Linked DNA regions of Homo sapiens: region 2 is linked to region 1. Evidence: read pairs that join two places in POLR2A ChIA-PET (ENCODE). Cell type or tissue: OCI-LY7. All regions are shown on one strand. Each heading gives the region's core, and the rest is flanking DNA. Links, peaks and the distances in the headings are about the cores only. Region 1 overlaps ABLIM1 (actin binding LIM protein 1). Region 2 overlaps LINC02626 (long intergenic non-protein coding RNA 2626).

The links. Peaks named below come from ENCODE experiments on the same cell type or tissue, not always from the same donor. Only the 100,000 strongest peaks of a DNase experiment are listed, where the experiment ranks them.
Region 2: POLR2A ChIA-PET joins it to region 1 with 17 read pairs; 2 of 35 experiments call an interaction of 5 or more read pairs at or near these places.

What each region holds. Positions count from the first base shown.
Region 1 is chr10:114,491,625-114,501,912 of GRCh38, forward strand. ABLIM1 (actin binding LIM protein 1) reads right to left here. Exons shown (of 23, transcript NM_002313.7): 7 at 167-254. Among named protein-coding and RNA genes, the nearest start is that of AFAP1L2, 92 kb to the left of the region's middle. RefSeq lists enhancers at 5,084-5,163, 5,294-5,393, 7,618-8,817. In OCI-LY7, for the core only: a CTCF peak has its summit at 5,595; DNase peaks (open chromatin) are centred at 1,217, 5,327, 7,207, 8,177 and 3 weaker places; H3K4me3 peaks cover 7,785 bases; H3K27ac peaks cover 8,000 bases.
Region 2 is chr10:114,996,254-115,006,541 of GRCh38, forward strand. LINC02626 (long intergenic non-protein coding RNA 2626) reads left to right here. Exons shown (of 3, transcript NR_120677.1): 3 at 222-340. Among named protein-coding and RNA genes, the nearest start is that of LINC02626, 6.7 kb to the left of the region's middle. In OCI-LY7, for the core only: no CTCF peak of the experiment used is centred there; DNase peaks (open chromatin) are centred at 5,318 and 5,918; H3K4me3 peaks cover 1,578 bases; H3K27ac peaks cover 2,391 bases.

The DNA.
Region 1 (10,288 bases), core at 1,044-9,043:
CTGATTAATACTAACTGATGAGGTAACTTTTGGCCATAATCTTCTTGGATTTGGGTAGCCTCACAGCTAATAACATGCCTCCTTCTCTAAAAACAATCAAACAAACATAGCAAGATTTCCTTTCCCCCAGCAAGGAAAACTTCTAGTGTTCTTGAGTCCACCTCACCTTGAAGATACATTTCCTCTCCTTCTGTGAACATCTGGTTGCATCTGCTGCATCGTGCACAGCTGGGGTGGTAATGTTTGTCACCTGCCTGCAAGAGAAAAGGTAGGGAACGTTGAGTCTGCTCCTTGTCATGGATTCCAGAATCTTTTCTGGACTTGATGATTTAGAAGAAAAGAGAGGATGCTGAAAAAGGAAAAATAATTGTCTAATTGACCAAACTTCCTACACCAACAGCCCCGGAAGCTAAAGCCAACTTCACTGAAATCGGGAGGGGCTCCAAGGCCAGCTACTCGTGGCTGCCTGGTGGGGCTGCCTTGCCTCTCGGTGTTTCTGGCTTCTATGTCTCCCTCTTGACCTGGATGGCTGCCACTAACACACCATATGCCTGAGATGAGTCACTCCATCTCCCCAAAACCCCACCTTGTTGGGAGCTAATGCTGTTTCTAACAAACCAACCAAAAATAAATGACCCTTATATTTAGCAGGTTCTTGCTTTCTTGGCTAAACAATCTGAAAATAATAAAATCTACCCCAATGGCATCAAGGTGAGAAAAGCTATAGTAAAATACATCATCCACTGTTTTTATCTCAAGGGGGGCCCTAAGTCTCCTCTATGCAGCTTGCAACAATCTTTTGCCAGTGGCTTACATGAAGAGTTTTCTGGAGAAGGCATTTTACTAAGGTGGCTGTGCATTATTCATGTGCATTTCACATTCCTAAATATGACAGATGCCATCACAGCAGGTGTTGACTTCCCCAAAGCAAAGTGTCACTGGATACAGGGACAATTTTCTAGACAGGTGCCAAATCACATTAGAGTCATGCTCCACATACATGCTTGACAAGAACAAATCCTTTCGTTCACAGCCTAGCAAAAAATCATCACCACCTAAGAACTCTCAGATGGACTCTGATTAAATCATTTCCATCAATCCACCATCAAAACATTTATTCTGCATTAACCATGTACAAGGCAGTGGCCGAGAAAGAGTTAAAAATGACTGTATCCTGCATCAGAACCTGCATGAAACTGCAACAGGAAATCAGATGTCACGTGGTAATTCCTTTCTCATACTTTCCTGTAAAAACTACAAGATCCACTTAGCAACCAGCACGTGAGGTGGTGGTTAGCCCTTTAAGATAATCAGGTGGAAAAAAAAATTGAAGTTATTTAAATTAGAAGTTAGGAATAAAAATCTTTTCAGTGGTGCCTGCCAGAAAATTCCAGAAGTGGTGCTCTTGTCCTCGTCCACATGCTACTTTTTATTTATTTGTAAAATTTTTTACTTTTCTGCAGAAGGAAGGGTAGGGCTGGAGGAGAGTGGCGAGAGAAGGCGGGAAATATCAACACAAAGTAGCTCCTGCCTGTAGGACATCTGAAGTCAAATGTGAGCAGAAAGGAGGAAGAAAGAAGACATTACTCAGTCCTAAGTGCTCAGTTCTAAACCAGGTTCGCTCAGCTAGGATGCCAGTGCTGGGAGGCCCAAGTTAGTCCGGGCAATCTCTGGACTCTTAAGGAAAATGTTAAGTGAAAAAATAAAGGCCCCTTGGCAAGACCATGGTGTCGTCTGCAGTGAAAAGCATACCTCCTGGTAAGCTACAAATAGAAAGAAATGTCTTCAAGCTGATCAAGTGTATTTATCATATTTAGTGGTGAAACGTTCGAGGCATTCTCATTAAAGACAGGAACAAGACAAAGGTGTACACTTTTACCAATATCATTCTACATCATTTTCCTCCTGGCCAATGTGATGTCAAGAAAAATAAGTATAAAGATCACGAATACAAAAATTAAGTCATATGGCTAGATAAAAAATTAACATATAAAAACCATTATTTCCTATTCACTAGCAATAAAAATTAAGTAAATGTAATGGGAAAATGGGATCCCATTTGTAATAACAACTAATAAACCCTCCAATGCAAGATCTACACAAAGCAAATTATGGAACTTAACTGATGAACATAAAAGACCTAAATAAAAATGTATGATATTTCTAGATGGAGAAACTAAATATTGTAAAGATGCTGATTTATCAAAAATGAACCTATTAATGCAACACCCAGTCTAAATACCCACAGGAATTTTCTCTATAGACCTTGACAGGCTGCTTCTGTAAGTTTACGTGACAGAATAAATGCACACACAAAAAATACACTTTTTTGTGAAAGAGAACAGCAATAAGGAAGGATTTTCCCTTCCTGTCATAAAATTTTTTTCTAAGTCTAAAATAATTAAAGTACTTTAGTATGGGCATGGGAGTAGAAAATAAATCAACAGTAGAGAAGAGAGGAACCAGTTGCATAGCCATACATACAAGAGAATTCAGTTTATGATAAAGGTAATGGTTCAAATGAGCCGAAAGAATGGATTAATAAATAGAGAGGACAACTGGTTCTCCACTTAGAGAAAGATAAATCTAGATTCCTAAGTCACAACCTATACAAAAATCAATTCCAGTCTGGGCGTGGTGGCTCATGCCTCTAATCCCAGCACTTTGGGAGACGTAGGCAGGAGGCTCACTTGAGCCCAGGAGTTCAAAACCATCCTGAGCAAAACAGTAAGACCTTGTCTTTACAAATAAAATAAACAAAATTAGCCAGGCATGGTGGCTTACGCCTGTAGTCACAGCTACTTGGAGGCTGAGGTGGGAGGACTGCTTGAGCCTGGGAGGCTGAGGCTGCAGTGAGCTGAGATCATGCCACTGCACTCCAGCCTGGGTGACAGAGCAAGAGTCCATCTCAAAAGCAAACCAAACCAAACAACAACAACAACAACAACAAAACCAGAAAACAACCCCAATAAAGAAGTACTTACAATACTGAATCACATGTAGCCATTACAAGACTGATGTAAACTCATATGTACACACATGGAAACAGTTCAAGCTAATATTACCAAGAGAAAATAATCAAGTGGAAAAATCATGCCTATAAAATAACCACATAAGCTAGTGGCCAAAGCTGTTGAGACACTAGGGTAAGTCTGATTGGATTCAAATCCAGTTTCAGTATTGTGTGATCTTGTGCAGGTGACAATCTCTCTAATCCTCAGCTTCCACATCAATAAAATGGGTAGAAATAATAGAACTTACCCCACGCAGTTGATGAGAGCACTATTAGGAACCTAGTATATTGCCTGGCACCATGTTAAGTGCTTTAAAAGCCTAATTTTCTTCAACCCCCTCATCAATCCTGTAAGGCAGACACTCTTATGATTATTTACATCAACGAGGACACACATGTATATGTATATTGATCTTATATGTGTGCCCTTCTTAGAGAGAAGACAGCGAGAATATACAACTAGTTTGCTGTGGTTACCTTTGGAGCAAGAGGTGAGAGTCAGGAAGAAGTAAAGGAAGGGACCCTCACATTCTCCTTTGCAGCTATATCATCTCAACCCTTTATAACAAAAATATATTTTTGTGTTGCTGTGTAATAAAATAAAGACCAAGAGGAAAAAAAAGTCCATTTCTTTTGGAGCTGTGACACCTGAACTAGAGTGTTTACCCCAGCCCGTACTGGAAATGGGATCTTGGGCAGATCACAAGCTCTTGGAACCTCTATTGTAAAGTAGAGATGATGATGGTGATGATGGTGGTGGTGATGGTGATGATGATAATGATGATGGTGAGTGGTGCTGGGGTGGTAATGATGATGATGATGATGATGATGGTAGTGATGGTGATGGTGATAATGATAGTAGTGGTGATAATGGTGAAGGTGATGGTAATGATGGTGACAGTGATGACAACAATGAAGACAATGATGGTGATGATGATGGTAATGATGATATTGTGGTGACGATGATGTGGTGGTGATGACGGTGCTGCTGCTGCTGCTGCTGCTGACATTGATGGTAGTGCTGGTGATGATACTGTGATTATTCTGTGTCAATTACTCTTTTACGTACTCCATAAACATTTAGTCAATTTGTGTCACAATAACCTAAGAAGGCAGGAAGTATTATTATCCTTATTTTAAAGATGAGGAAGCTGAGGCCTGAAGAGATTTTATAACTCCTTTACAGTCACAGTTAGAACTGGTGGGACCAGGATGCAAACCCAGGCAGTCTGGCTCTGGAGTGAGTGTTCTTACCCAGTACCACCACTAATAACCATACAGTATGTCACTGCTGTAACTACCTCACAATGATACTGGTGTGATGACCAAAAGACATTTTGAAAATGGTGTGACACATTGCACAAAGTAATAACAATAATGATACGAATAACAATGTAATAACTCTCTGCTCAGAGACAGTCCCAAGGTCATTCACAAAAAGAAGGCACATTAGTGTGGTTTGGATGCCAGTAAAAGGCTCTCTGGATGCCCTGGGCAGGCATAGGAGAGTCACTGTGTTCTATTAACTCACAAGATGAAGGGAAATTACATCAACTTATAAGAGTTCTATCAACTCACAAGATGAATGGAAGTTACATCAAGGCCCCATGTGGCAGGACTTCGCTCTATAAATCATTAGTAAAAACACTGCTACATATACACCATGGAATACTATGTAGCCATAAAAAGGAATGAGATCATGTCCTTTGCAGGGACATGGATGAAGCTGGAAGCCATTATCCTCAGCAAACTAACACAGGAACAGAAAACCAAACACTGCATGTTCTCACTTACAAGTGGGAGCTGAACAATGAGAACACACGGACACAGGGAGGGGAACAACACACACTGGAGCCTGTTGGGGGAGGGTGGCGGGGGAAGAGCATTAAGAAAAAGAGCTAAGGCATGCTGGGCTTAATACCTAGGTGATGGGTTGCCAGGTGCAGCAAACCACCATGGCACATGCTTACCTATGTAACAAACCTGCACATCCTGCACATGTACTATGGAACTTAAAAATAAAATAAAATAATTATATAAAAAGAAAACACTGCTAAAAAACCTAACCCTAGCCCATTGTAATGCCAGGGATGTCTTGACCTATGTATTTCCTTCATCCCAAGATGCTGAACATGTCAAGACATTCGGTGAGCCAGAGTCAAAAGGCATTGAGGAGTCGTTCTGTTTTTGCAGCAGTGCAGGCTTGAGAGGCTCCAGGGTCAGATGCTCAAGACAAAGGAGGCCCTCCTTCGCATGTGTGAGACACCCTTCTGTTTCATTTCTCCTTACATAGGCACCCATGATGGTTCACAGAGAAGCCATGTGCACAAGGCCAGGAAAAGTAACAGAGCTGAACACAGACGGCAGTGCATATGCAAATTTACCAAAAATCAGATGTTGCTGAATCAAAATCATTTAAATTGGAGTTATTTTTAGGAGAAGGAGAAGTATTTCAGATCATGAGCAAAATGAAAGACTAAATAGCGCTCATATAAGAAACAGATAATAAGCTTGCAATTCACTGCAGAGAGGATGCTGTTGACTATAAACTTTTAAAGCCCAGCAGGAGCTTTGTTGTGGCAGACAACGGCATGAAGGTTGGTTTACCAGATACCTGGCCCCAGGCACATAACTGGCAGCCGTCCTGCCTGAGCCTGAGTGGCCAGCGGTGCTGCTAGAGAGCTCACCAGAGCGCCATCACTGCTCTTCCCCATCTATCTTTGTACCCTGCTCCTTAAAAAAAATCACGTCCCCATTTCTGGCCGGGCGCGGTGGCTCATGCCTGTAATCCCAACACTTTGGGAGGCCGAGGCGGGCAGATCACGAGGTCAGGAGATCGAGACCATCCTGGTCAACACGGTGAAACCCCGTTTCTACTAAAAAAAATATTAAATATTAGCCAGGCTTGGTGGCGGGCGCCTATAGTCCCAGCTACTTGGGAGGCTGAGGCAGGAGAATGGCGCGAACCCGGGAGGCGGAGCTTGCAGTAAGCCGAGATCGCACCACTGCACTCCAGCCTGGGCAACAGAGCCGGATTCTGTCTCAAAAAAAAAAAAAAAAAAAAAAAAATCACGTCCCCATTTCTGCATTTTCACATATTCAAAATGCTTTTATAAAAAGACTACACTGTGGCTAGCATGAAACTCTATGAACAACTGACAATTTGCTTATTTAGGTGAGTTTTACAAAGTACCTGCCTACACATTTGAAGTGCAAAAAATTGTTTGCCTTTAATAGTGCTGGTTAAATCAGACATCTGTAGTTATTATTGCTATTTAGTTAATCTCTAAATTGAAGTATGAACTTTAGCATACAAACCAGGATTCTGGGGAAATAACATCTACTCTAATGCAAAATTTAGTGTAAGTCACAACATTTTTTATGAAACCCTTTGTCTGGAAGAGCAGAAAAGAGTTCCGAATTCTTTGTGGACATGAGGTACAGGGAAAGGGCTACAAGCTTTGGAATCAGGAAGTCTGAGAATCATACCTCAATTTACCATCCATAGGGCCTCAAATATGTCACTATTTAACATCTCCAAGCCTCAGGACACACATCTCAAAAATGCAAAGGGCCGGGCTAGACAATTTCAAGTCCTCTTCAGCTGTAAAATTCTATGTTTCGGTGTGAAATCCCATACCCTCTACAAGCTCACATAGTAGTGCTAACAGAAGAGCAATTTTGGTAGAGAAAGAACATTCTTGATGGCAGAAAAATGGAGTTTAACCAATGATTCCTCCGTGTCTGTTACCCAGGAGAAATTCTAATGCCCTAAGCCCTGAGCCCATGTAATATGCTCCTGGGAACAGAAAAAGAGAATTGTAATTCTAGAACCCATCCTTGGACAGAAAATCTGCTCATCTGATAACCTGCTTAGCTCCTGGACTGCTGACAGTCCCTTTTAGTTTCTTTCCTTTACCGCCTCCATTTCTCTAGGAGTGCTCTACTTGTGGCATGAGCCCAGGAGATGGGAAGATGGCCCTGAAGTTCAACCTTAATCCACTTATAACTTATGTTCTGCCTACTTTCAAAAAGGACTGGCTGATTCTTATCAGAGAAGGACATGATTTTAAAACAATTGATCAAGAACCTTAAAATTCAAAAGACCCAAGCTCAGGCAAACATGTTTGTTGTGATGTGAGCTTCTTAGCAGATGAGGGCAAAAGAGGAACTGATAGGCTGCCAAAGTCTCACTGTTTGAAAAAATGGCCACACACACTTGTCACTACAGAAGGTAGGTTTCCTGATTCTAAGTTAATAACAGTCATTGTGGGCTGAAGTTCTATAAGGTCTTGCTTTGTGTAAGGCTTTGTATCAAGACTTTAAATGATTCACAACAACCCTATGAGGTAGGTCGGTGCTATTTTCCAGTCTTGTTCTACAAGCAAGGAAACTAAATTGTTTTACCCAAACCCACCAGTGCTTCCAGAAGACAGAGCTAGGGGTAGAACCCAGGTAGCTGACTCAAGGTCCACACGTTAACCCTGTTAAACTACCTCCTAAAAGCACCAAAGGAATTCTCATACAGGGACCCTCAGTTATGGGACAGAAAAACATCTTCCACAGGAATTTCACTGATGATAGGAAGTATTTAAGTAGTTGTTTCTCATATAGACCCTTGAGAAATACCAAAGACGTAGCACTGAAAGATCACTAAATGAAGTCACTTCCATAGAGGAAGTTAAACTATCGAGGACTATGTGTGTAGTTTTGTTTCTTGTTTTATCTTAAAAGATCTAACTTGATTCAGAGATGGTGCTTAGAATCCCCAAAGGAATAAGCAAATTGTTTTCCAGTCCCTAAGACTCTCCCAAACACAGCTCTGGTGGATGGTGATTTCAGACTAAGGATATACAAACACCTAGAGGCTGGTGGGTTGCTTTAGATCAGGAGTTTTCTAACATTATTGCGCATAAGCAACACCCAAGAAGCCTTTTAAAAATGGGTTCGATGGCCTTAAGGTGGGACCCAGATATGAGTGTCTTTATTTTATAAGCACTGAAATGAGTCTATGCAGATCACCATGAGATGGGAAAACACTGGTCTGGGTGGTACCAAAACCACAAACCTGAGGGTGGATGAAGAGATGAGGAAGCCAAAGGGAGTAACAGAGATGTGCTGCTTACGTGGCAGGTGCATGGGCGGAAGGGAGAGGCAGAATCACGCAAGTTCCCTGTTATGCTCCTGCAGAAAGGCAGTGCAGAGGCTGACTCAGCTTTTTTGCGTCTACTGGTTTTTTCACCCTCAACTGGGAGAGGCTTCCAATGCAACTGGACTGGCTTGATCTCTAAGCTAAACACTCACCTGTTCCAGGAGGCTTTTCTCCTGATGCAGCATCATGAACAGGCAGGATAATGAGGGCGTGCCTTGGCCGTAAATATGTATCCTGGGCAAAGGTGAATAAATCAGTCTGCCCAGGCAGCTTTCACAAAGCCTAGAGGGCTCTATACAAGTCTGTGCAAAGCCAATCTGCACAAATGAGAACATCCTGTAGCCCTACAGCCTTACTAACTGCGAGGCTTCTGAGCTCACAAACACTGCTTTAAACACGTGTGCTATGTCAGAGGAAGGGTCAGCAGCTTATCCTTCTGAGTAAGGGTGCATAAACTAGTTTAGGGAGAAATAAACCATTATACTCTAACTTTCATCATAGAGTAGAAAGACATGGGCTTTGGGAGCAAGAGAACCCAGGGCCTAAATTCTAGACTGAAAATTGGACTTTGGGCACTTTTCTGGACTCATTTCTTCACCTGTAAAAACTAGTATAAGAAAACCTACTATGGCCAAAGTGCGATGGTTTGTGCCTGTAACCCCAGCAGATCACTTGAGCCCAGGAGTTTGAGACCAGCCTGGGCAACATGGAGAAACCCCATCTCTACAAACAACACAAACATTAGCTGGGCATGGTGGTACTTGCCTATAGTCTCAGCAGCTGGGGAGGCTGCGGTGGGAGGATCACTTGAGCCCAGAGGTTGAGGCTGCAGTGAGACATGATTGCACCACTGCACTCCAGCCCAGGTGACAGAGGAAGACCTTGTGTCGAAAGAAAAAAAAAAAAAAAAAAGAAAGAGAAGGGAAGGGAAAGGAAGGGAAAGGAAGGGAAGGGAAGGGAAGGGAAGGGAAGGGAAGGGAAGGGAAGGGAAGGGAAGGGAAGGGAGCCTACTACGTAGGATTGTTATGAAAGTTAAATAAACAAAGGCAAGTTGGTAGCAAAGTAACTGGTGCCAATCAAAGCAGGTGAGCTTTCTTCCTCTCTTTCCCACTAGGTTATAAATTCCCTTAAAGAATTGGGCCACACCTGTATCTTCATAACTCTACACCTCCATGCTTCCCACAAGAAGGTGTTCTAGAAGTGTCCAGTGAATTAATATGCCAACAGAAACCTCTAAATAGATTTGCAACCATTCCCTATACAATTACTTTGGCCAAAAGATGAGTAAAAGATCAACTTCTTCTGTGCCTCAGCTATAGTTTCAGTATTTGCTTGTTTCCAGACACCATGATAGGCACCTCACAAACTTTACCCCACCTGACTCTCCCAGCCACAATGTGAGGTAGGTAATATGCCCATTTCACAGATGAGGAAATCAAAACTTAGAGAGATCAGGAAATCACCCAAGGCTACTCAGTTAGCAAGGGATGGAGCTATGATCTGAATCCAGGTCTGTCCAACTCTAGAGACTGTCCAACAGAGCCAATGTTGTTTTCCCAGGCCTCAGGAGCTCAGTTAATATTGGGAAGGCTCTAGTCAAGATCTGCACTGGCAAAGCAGATCTCCCATGACTTTATATATCCTCTTTCAACTTTTTTAAAGGATACAAATAAAAGTTTATTATATAAAATCGAGCCTTCATATTTCACAGTTTGGCAAGGCTAACGACTAGATCATGTTGTAAGTCCTTAACGAAAATTTTACCCTTCCCATTCCCAACTATTAAAATGGCCTAATCAAAAGTTACAAAAAACGAAGCAAAGTACCACTATAAACAACACCAAGTGCTTTAAAGACAACTATTCCAAATGTATTTTTTAAAATTTAGCAGACTTTGTTAGAGCAGTTTTAGGTTCACTGAAAAATTGGGTGGAACCTGCAGAGAGTTCTCATATATCCCTTCTCCCATACACACAGTCTCCCCCACTAAGAACGTCCCCCAACAGAGTGGTGCATTTGCCACAAATTATGAATCTACATTGATACATCATTATCATCCAAGTCCATAGTTGACACTGGTGTTCACTCTTGGTATTGCACATTCTATGGGTTTAGACAAATTT
Region 2 (10,288 bases), core at 1,256-9,255, 500 kb after region 1:
ATTTTTCTTTGAAAATAAGAAGTTAAAGCTGTATTCACACAAGCTCTCAAAGTGCCAGATTTTCATTGTGTTTTTAAACCATCTAGGAAATGTTTGATTCTAATGAAACATTACTGCTGAAAATTGGGCTGAAATTGCTGGGCTGAAAATATTGTTATAACTTCACATGATTCCAGTGTTGTATTATTATTTTTTCTTTTTCTTTTTTTGACCCGATATAGATGAAGCGAAGAGACAAGGAGCAATCCAATGTGTAATAAAAAAAGGCAGCCTGAATTGTTGTTGCTGTTTTTGAAATTTAAGCTGGTTTTCAATTAAATTCAGTAAATGGTCCAGGACTATAAATGTTGAACATTTTTTACCGTGTAATTTAAATTTTAGTCTTATTGTTTTTTTTTTGGTTTTTTTTTTTTTTGATGGTTTACATTTTCCCCATGGAAAGCAGCTATGTCATGTCGGCATGATTCATCATGGTAACATCTCGGGTTATTTTGGTTTGTGTTATGTTCAGAAAGCGGAATGCCAAAAATAAAGAGTGGTTTGTGATGTCTAGTGTGTCTTCCTTTAACAAATCAAAGGCTTTTATTTAATCCACTTAATGGGACACTGCAGAAATTTAAAAAATGGAAGTCCCATCCACAGAAGGCAGGTACTATGATGTAAAAAGTTTAGGTGGGGGATTAATAGAGTGATCATATAATTTATGAGCTAAACCGGAGGCACTTTTTTTTTTGAGATCGAGTCTCACTGTTGCCTAGGCTGGAGTGCAGTGACGTGATCACAGCTCACTGCAACCTCCGCCTCCCGGGTTCAAGCGATTCTCATGCCTCAGCCTCCTGAGTAGCTGGGACTATAGGCGCCCACCACCATGCCCAGCTAATTTTTGTGTTTTTTGTAGAGATGGGGTTTCACCATGTTGGCCAGGCTTGTCTCAAACTCCTGACCTCAGGTGATCCGCCCACCTCGACCTCCTAAACTGCTGGGATTACAGGCGTAAGCCACCATGCCTGGCCCAGAGACACTTTTGAGAGTGAAGAGGAAGCTGAGAATAATTCACTGATCTACAACTGGGACCATCCAGGGCAAGCCAGATGCCATTACCACTAGCTAGAAAGCTTGCCAAGGTCTCATTTACCTTGGTATATAGCAAATTCTTCTTTGAATTCTGGAAATTCTGGTAAGTCATTGAGGTAGCTCTGTGCCAAGGAGCAATATGGTAGAATTCTAATATTTCAGGCAGTACAACACTTTCCTGCATTTGTAGCAGGTAAAGGGAGGTCAGGGCAGAAGACAAAACCACTGGGACTCGACAAAGGGCATAAACGTCTAATGCACCTGATGTAGCTGATGGTAAATTGTTATCAGCTAAAGATCTTTCATAATAAATAAACTTATCATTTGTAGGAGGGCACAGAAATCGTGGAAAGCTGGGATTCAGGTTGCCTGTGGCTTTAATTCTGGAATCAGAAATATTAGTCAAGGATATCAGTCTATGAAGTAAGTTTTCAATGTTATATGCCACAAGATGCAGCTGTCCTATTTTCACTTCCAGTAATTCCTTCTGAATTAATACACCTTAAAAATAGCTGCAGCTTCTCAAATCTGTGAGAATCGTATGTGCTGCTTGCTACACTTTCCTTTTTCCTGAAGGCCTCTTTGAGGTCTTTCAAGAACTCAATTCAATTCAGCAACAATTAGGGGGTCTAAGGTATACAGACGCTGTGCAAGATGCTCCTGAGACACAAAGAGGAGGTCAAGCCCCTGCCTTCAGGCACCTCTCTATAATATAGGAGGAGAAAGAGAAGAAACACTAATACACATAGGTAGGTGCCATTAAAAGGGTGCATACATTAAAGCCAGGTGGTAGGTGTAAGAAGATTTGTAACATGAGAATTTTCTGCATGTTTGAAATATCTTATAATTTTTAAAAATTAAAATGGGAGATACATATATATGTATTTATGTATGTATATATGTATGTACATATACACACATATATACATAAATATATACATAAATATGTATATATGTGTATATAGACATAAATATGTATATATGTGTATATAGACATAAATATGTATATATGTGTATATAGACATAAATATGTATATATGTGTATATAGACATAAATATGTATATATGTGTATATAGACATAAATATGTATATATGTGTATATAGACATAAATATGTATATATGTGTATATAGACATAAATATGTATATATGTGTATATAGACATAAATATGTATATATGTGTATATAGACATAAATATGTATATATGTGTATATAGACATAAATATGTATATATGTGTATATAGACATAAATATGTATATATGTGTATATAGACATAAATATGTATATATGTGTATATAGACATAAATATGTATATATGTGTATATAGACATAAATATGTATATATGTGTATATAGACATAAATATGTATATATGTGTATATAGACATAAATATGTATATATGTGTATATAGACATAAATATGTATATATGTGTGTATATAATAATGTGTGTACATATACACACATATATACATACATAAACATTCTGCATTATACCATTCACTTTGTAACCCATCTTCCCTAAAAACTGTCTCATAAAGAGTCTTCTTTTCCCTGTACCTATGCAATGGTAAGTAGCAAAACACACATTCTTTTGGGTCCCCATAACATTCCCTGTAGTTTGCCCTTAACAGTCTTTGATGTGAAATTTACTGTTTCTGTCTTAACCTTGCCTGTCTCGCGTACATGGAGTTTTGGCTCCTGGCTCCTAGTCTGCATCTTCACCCCATCCCTTGCCCAAAGAATCTGGTTATGTGACCACTGCTCATCTTTTCTGCTGCCACAACTCCAGTCCAAGCCACAAACCTCTCTCTCCTGGACTCCTGCGGGGAGTTCCTTTCTCTCCCTGCATGAGTCTATTCTCCGCACAACTGGCAGAGGTAAGTGAGACTGCGGAAGAGGCAAGTTTGCAAGTCCAGAGGAAATGAAGACTCTGCTTGTGCACATGCTGGGTTTGACGGGTGCTGGATATCCGATGGATGGCCCTTAAGGTGAGCTCAAGGCTTAAGGGAGAGATAGGGGCTGATGATCTGAGATTCATCAGTGTGTGGCTGATGTTTAAACCCAGGGGACAGGATAAGAAGGTTATTCCAGGGAGAGCGTAGATAAAGAAGCTAAATGGCTTCTGGGTCCTTAGTCATTCAAAATCGGACCTCTGAGGCAGGAGGAAAGCCCAGAAAGAGTAGATTCCTGGGACTCACGGGATAAAGACTTTCAAAAAGTGGGGGCTGGCCAGTGCTGCTGAAGGAAGTAGCAGGACCGGAACAGAAGGGTAATCGTTGGACCTGGAGAACTTGAATTTGAATTTTAAGGTTGGTAACCTTAAAAAAGAGCAATTTTAGATACCTTTTGAAATTATTTGCAAGATTTGTTTGGTATATGTGTTATTCCAGGCAAAGGGACCAGAAAAGTAAAAAATACTTACTGAACAGTTACTGCATGCCTGGCACTGTAACACCCTGTTTAATTCTCACGGCAACCCTATAGAGTAGGTGTCATCATCCCCATCTTACAGATGAGGATATGAGGTGCAGCTAGATTAAGCAGTTTGCCTCAGGTTACACCAACTGGTTAACGTAGAGCTAGGATTTGAACCCGGATGGGCTGATCCCAGAGCTCATGCTTTAAATCGCTAGACTGGTGCTCACAGAAGACTGGGACCGAAAAAAATTAATAAAAAAAATAAGGAGCCCCCTGGGCTAGCAAATTAGGAGTTGTTCAGACAGATGTGAAAAGGAAAGCAAGGCAGAGGGAAAGTCACTGTACAGAAGAGAGAGACCCATGACAGCAGAGACAGTGAGCTGGTAAAGTGGCTGGCGATCTAGCCCCTGAAAATACCTCCAGAGAGGCAGGCTCACGCCTGTAATCCCAGCACTTTGGGAGGCCGAGGTGGGCAGATCACCTGAGGTCAGGAGTTTGAGACCAGCCTGGCCAATGGCGAAATCCCGTCTCTACTAAAAATACAAAAATTAGCCGAGCATGGTGACAGGCACCTGTAATCCCAGCTGTTCAGTTGGCTGAGTCAGGAGAATAGCCTGGATCCGGGAAGTGGAGGTTGTAGTAAGCCAAGATTGCGCCACTGCATGCCAGCCTGGGCGACAGAGCAAGACTTTTCTTAAAACAAACAAACAAAAAAGAAAAAAGAAAAGGAAAGAAGAAAGAGACAAAGAAAGAAAGAGAGAAGGAAAGAAAGGAAGGAAGGAAGAGAAGGAAGGAAGGAAAGAAAGAAAAGGAAAGAAAGAAAAAGAAAGAAGAAAGAAAGGAAAGAAAAGAAAGAAAAAGAAAGAAAGAAAATACCTCCAGAGAGCCAGGTCTCTTAGGCCTTCTGAGAAACTCACATCCCTTTTGATGAACACAAATGCTTCACACTCTCAATGTTATTGGTAATCCAAGTTATCAATATACCTAAATCACTTAGTACTGAATCTGGCATATAGTAATCACCTAATGAAGAGATAAGAGTCATGGAGTATTCTGAAGCAATTAGAATCAATAGACTCAATATACACATGGCAACAAAGTTGGATCTTAAAAACCGACCTGAGTGAAAAAGGAAAGGGAAAGATACATAACACGGTACCATTATGTAAATTGATAATATATGCTTACACAATTTGTAAGAACACATACAAATAGATACATGTATATTAAACATACTCGAACGGTTACCCTATGGGGTGGTGGCTGGAGTGGGGGTAAGTCCGTAAGCTGTAATGGAACCTAAACAAATACATGAAACGAGTAGGAATCAGAAGGAGTAACAATAAAAATGTGCCATGAACTGAGGAGTGTAAATTAATCAACTCACTGCATCTGAGGTTAAAAATAGAAAGATGATAATTGTTATTCTTATTACTCCTAGGTCTTCCACTTGCACTCAGCTTTACAATGTTGGACTATCCTTCAGATGGCACCCTCCTTGCACTTGCTCAGGCAGGAGAGCTTTTTCCTCCAGCTTTCTAGGTGATTTAATATATCAGGGAATAAGTATAAAAAAAGGCACGGTGCTCCCTGGGTAGCCTTTCTGGACTTCAGAGCTAAATTGCAAAGTCAGTTTTACACATGTGATTTCATCTATGAAATTAGGGCAAGGTAGAAAACTGGCACAGAAAAAATGTGATTTATTATGGTGTTACTATCCCTTACAAGCGGAGTGTCAGCTGCCTCTTTTTGTCCACTGATTTAAGGCAAGATGAACTGAAAGTGGCTATGATCACGTCTTCAAAAGCACACTCTGGCCCCTCGGCTGCAGGCGCCCTGCACATTCCCCAGCTGCGTGTCCGGTGGTGACACAGTGCATAATTGTGGCGCCTTCCTGGTGCAAACTGTCTCACTTAGCTCCGTCTTGCTGGCACAGCAGAAAGGAAGAAATCGAAAATGTTTGGATTTCAAAGGTAACAAGAAGCTGGAAAACAACTACTGGCCGAGTCTGAGAGTTTCAGCGGAGACTGGTGCAGCCTTGTGTTTTTCCACTGACAGCTGAAAATGAGCCCAGCTTCAGTGAAGCTTGTTTCCTTCCCTCCTCAAGGTTACCCACAATTCTCAGTTCTCTCAGGAAAGCCAAAAAATGAATTTGAGGGTTTAGGATTGTGGTTCTTTTATCTATTACAGGATTGATAATATGTTCCTCCACCAGATGTTCTGCTTGTAACAATACTCACTTCCTGACACTACTGCATATGCAGGAGTGTTACTACCAAGGTAAACACAGAATTGGCTGCCCAATTCCAAATCCCTGAACTGAGTGAGAGAAATCAGAATTATAATAGGGGATTCAACAGAGCTGGCTACGGATGTGCCAGTGGTCAGATACTTTGCTCATCATACGCAGGTGCTGCTGCTCTAGCAACTGCTCACTGCTTCATTTCCTGCCTTGGTCTTTAAATACTGCTTTTCTCAGCTCAATTGGCTTTCTTCCCTCTGGCAGTCACGTTTCTTTGGGTCAAACAGCAAATGATTCTTTAGAATCACCTGGTACTCAAAGGAGCTACAAGACATTGGGCATCCACTTCCACTCTCTTGGAAAAACAATTTTATGGAAGCCAAGGTTGCCATAGTGCCTCTTGAGGTTGTTTGCTCAGCCAAGGCCCAAGCTTTGTGCTTCAAACATGAAATTAGAGAGCTTCAGAACAAGATCCACATTTTCAATGGCCTCACCCAACTGGATAAAAGAACAATTGCCATATCTCAATGACCACCTTTTCTCAGGTGGGATGGTAGATGCTGGAATGGGTCACAGCATTGCCCAACCAAACTTTGCAAAAAAGGCTGGAAGCTCTGACTGGGGACCCTAAATATGCAAAAGTTAATAGGCTCTTCATGCAGAATATGAACCCCGTGTATGGATATAGCTAAAGGGTTGGCCTTTATGTTTCTATTCCTTCACAAACCTGGTAGAATAGATATGCTTGTTTCCCTTTAAAAAATGTCAACAATTGCATTTATGATGCTGTGTATAGTAACTCACAGATCATGCTCCATGAAAATGCTTCAGAACCCAATATAAGGAGATTTTTTAGCCATGTGTGACAAAAGAGAGGCCATTTCAGTGTTGAAATTCTTCAGAGAAGTATTTGATTATGTTTTCTCAGATCTTTTTATTTTTATTTTTTTTGAAACAGAGTCTCACTTTGTCACCCAGGCTGGAGTACAGTGGCTGTGGTCTCGGCTCACTGCAACCTCTGCCTCCCAGGTTCAAGCGATTCTCCTGTCAGCTTCCCGAATAGCTGGGATTACAGGCGCATGCACCACCATGCCTAATTTTTGTATTTTTAGTAGAGACAGAGTTTCGCCATGTTGACCAGGCTTGCCTTGAACTCCTGACTTCAGGTGATCCACCCACCTCAGCCTCCCAAAGCACTGGGATTACAGGCATGAGCCACCGTGCCCAGCCTGTTTTCTCAGATCCTGTATTTTGTTTCTGAAGCCTTCATTTCTATCTTCTTATTCATTTTGGAAGTAGTACACCTAAGTAAGGTTTTTAACAATCAAATATCTTTGGAAAATTCCCTGGTTCCTTTCTTATTCCTACAAAAATATGTTCAGTATAGCTGATGTTATGTTTCTTTCAAATTATTCATTTCTCTATCTCAGAATTTATCTCATGCCTAATTGTTATTGAATAGTCTTCACTTCTTGTCATCCAGTTTCTGGTCTCTTATTTCACTCTAAGTCTAATTGGCTATTAGAATAAAGAGCTTGTAACAGATTCTTTCTCCAATATGTCTTATCTTTTGACTGCATGCCAGTGACAAACTGTTAACTGTTTTGATTCTTCATAACATTCCACAGAACATGCTGACTCCTCTCTTCCTGAAAGCAATGCCCAAGCACAGCATTGTTAGATAGTATGTACGCAACAGGGACATGGGTGCATAGCAAAAACTAGAAGGAAGGAGGACCTTCCTTAGCAATGGGTGATATGGTCCCTGGACTTAGACTCCAAAGGGTCGTGAGGTGAAACACACATCGTCCATACCCAGGAAGCACACAGGTGGGATGGAAGAGCTGTGCCTAATGAAACTTCATCCACGTGGAGGTGGAGGAGGCTGCAGCTGCAAGAACTCAGAGCTGCCTTACCCAGACCAGGGACCAGGGAGGGCTTTCTGGAGGAAACAGCCTCTGAACTGCCAGCTGATAGAGGAGCTCTACCTCAACTCTTCTGGTTCCCCAGGGCTGCTTTTCCACGTCCATTTATTGGCACTGAAGTTTGAATACCTTCAGGGGCCCGAAAGCCTGCCAGGTCCTCTTCTCTGCAGAGCAATCACACCAACCTGCAAAGGGCTAGGAAAGGGCTGTCATCATCTCCTACTCAGAAACTGGTTCACTGGAAGGACTCAGGGGCCACTGAATACATCCTGGCAGCTTTCACAAGAAGGGCTTCTGACTCAAGGATGTTTCCATCTTTGCCAGGTCGCCTTTTCTCCTTCTCTTAGAGTTTGGAGGACGCAAATGTGCTGAGAAGTCAACCTTTCCTGCAAGGTGAGACACAAGGGCCTTTCCCAGCAGAAAGAAGAGAGCAAATGGAAGGTCCTTCTTCCTCCAGTAGAGGATGGACTCTGTCTGGCAGCCACCCAACAGGAAAAGCACAATGCATGCCTGCCTGCTTCCCTCCCTCCCTCCGTTTCTCCCTCCCTCCCTCCTTCCTCCCTTCCATTCTCTTCCCTTCCCCTCCCTTCCCTTCCCCTCCCTTCCCTTCCCCTCCCCTCCCCTTCCCTTCTCCCTCTCCTTCCCTTCCTCTTCCCTTCCTTCCTCTTCCCTTCCTTTCCCCTCCCCTTCCTTTCCCTTCCTCCCTCCCTTCCTCCCTTCTTTCCTTCCCTTCTTTCCTTCCTCATTTCCTCCCTTCCTTCCTTCCTTCCTTCCTTTCTTCCTACTTTCCTACCTTTAGGGCTCTGTGTCTTTGGAGTCCATTCTGATTATGCTGTAATGTCTGCCCCTTCCTCTTCTCTGTCAAAAAATGAAAGACATGGAAGCCACTTGCCTTTTACTGAATTAAAAATTAGTAAAAGAGCTAAAAATTAATGGTTAAAAATGTACGCATAAATTATGCAGTATACTAACCAATGAAAAGATACACTTCTCTTAATTAAAAGCTGACAGGGAGGGAAACAAGAAAAGAGAAACACAAAACAATAATCTAAATGACCTATTAGTTGGAAGAACAACATCAGAGAAAATAGATACTGTGTATAGTCATGTGTATGTCTATGGAATAACATTTGTAGAGAAATCTGGACTGATCCTTTCTGAGTAAAGAGAGCTGTGGGTACAATTAAGGGGAGATTGAAAGGAATCCAAAAGCATAGCAGATGCTGTGCCTCACTGGAATGGTTGCCGATCTCCTCCAAACTATGAAGTGTTTGAGGCTCAACTTTAATATAATTAAGATACAAAGACAGAATGAGAGAAAGAGAGAAGGGAGCTCACTGGAAGAACACTCAAGATTCCTTACTACTCATTCTCTAAAATTACAATTGTTCTAGATGGAAAAGAAAAAAAGCTTCTCTGTTAAAAAAGGAGCTTGTGCTATAGGAGGTTTAAAATATACTTCTGACCCATCTCCAACATTCTAAATCCTTCCCAGAAAAGTATGCCAATCCCAAGAAATATTCAATCAAATTGCTGGAAAGAAAAATACAAAATATTAAAATGTATTAGGAAGCGACAGTAATTAAATCAGAACTGGAGCAGGAATAGACCAGCAGATCAATGAGACAGACATCAAGTCCCGGAATGTGGACTTGCAAATGCATTAAGTAATATGATATGCAATAAAGGTGGCACAGTGAACCAATGGGAAAAAAATTAATCTTATAATAATTGATATTGCAATAATTGTCTAGTAATTGGGGGAAGAAATAAGCTTATTCCTTATCTCATTTCTTTTTTTCTTTTTGAGACAGAGTCTCACTCTGGTAGCCCAGGCTGGAGTGCAGCGATGCGATCTCTGCCCACTGCAACCTTGCTCTCCCGGGCTCAGGCGATTCTCCCACCTCAGCCTCCCGAGCAGCTGAACTACAGGCGTGTGCCACCACTCCCGGCAATTTTTTTTTCCATTTTTAGTAGAAATGGGGTTTCACCATGTTGCCTGGGCTGGTCTTGAACTCCTGGGCTCAGGCAATCCACCCGCCTTGGCCTCCCAAAGTGCTAGCATTACAGGCATGAGCCACCGCGCCTGGCAGCTCATTTCTTAGACTAAATAAATTGGAGATGGCTAAAAGATTTCTATGTAGGCCAACTATGTTTTTAAAAAGTTTTTTTTTTTAAGGATATCTGCTGGAACCAATCATGCCACCAACCAAAGATGCAAGACTATAAAACATACCCAGTTTTTCAAAGCATTTAAAAATTATTCTAAAAATATTTTTTCTCCAGAAATTTTGCATTGATTCCCTGAAGAAGCATTAATATGGGACCTGACTTATAAAATGATGAACTCAATCTCCCCACTCAAGGTAGGAGTCTCTCAGATTTAAAAAATAAGCATCCTAGTCCTCTTGTCCCTGTAAAAGTTAACCCTTACACCTGAAACACCAGGAGACTGGCGGTTGTTTGCATAGGGGTTACAATTAAAGTTGAGCTACCTCTGACATCTATTAACACCAAAATTAGTAAACTATGCATGTATGGAGACTTTTATGATTGAACTTGTTTATTGAGTCAAGAGATATAGTTTACAATGAAAATTTGGGGCATATCAAAATGACCTTGGCTT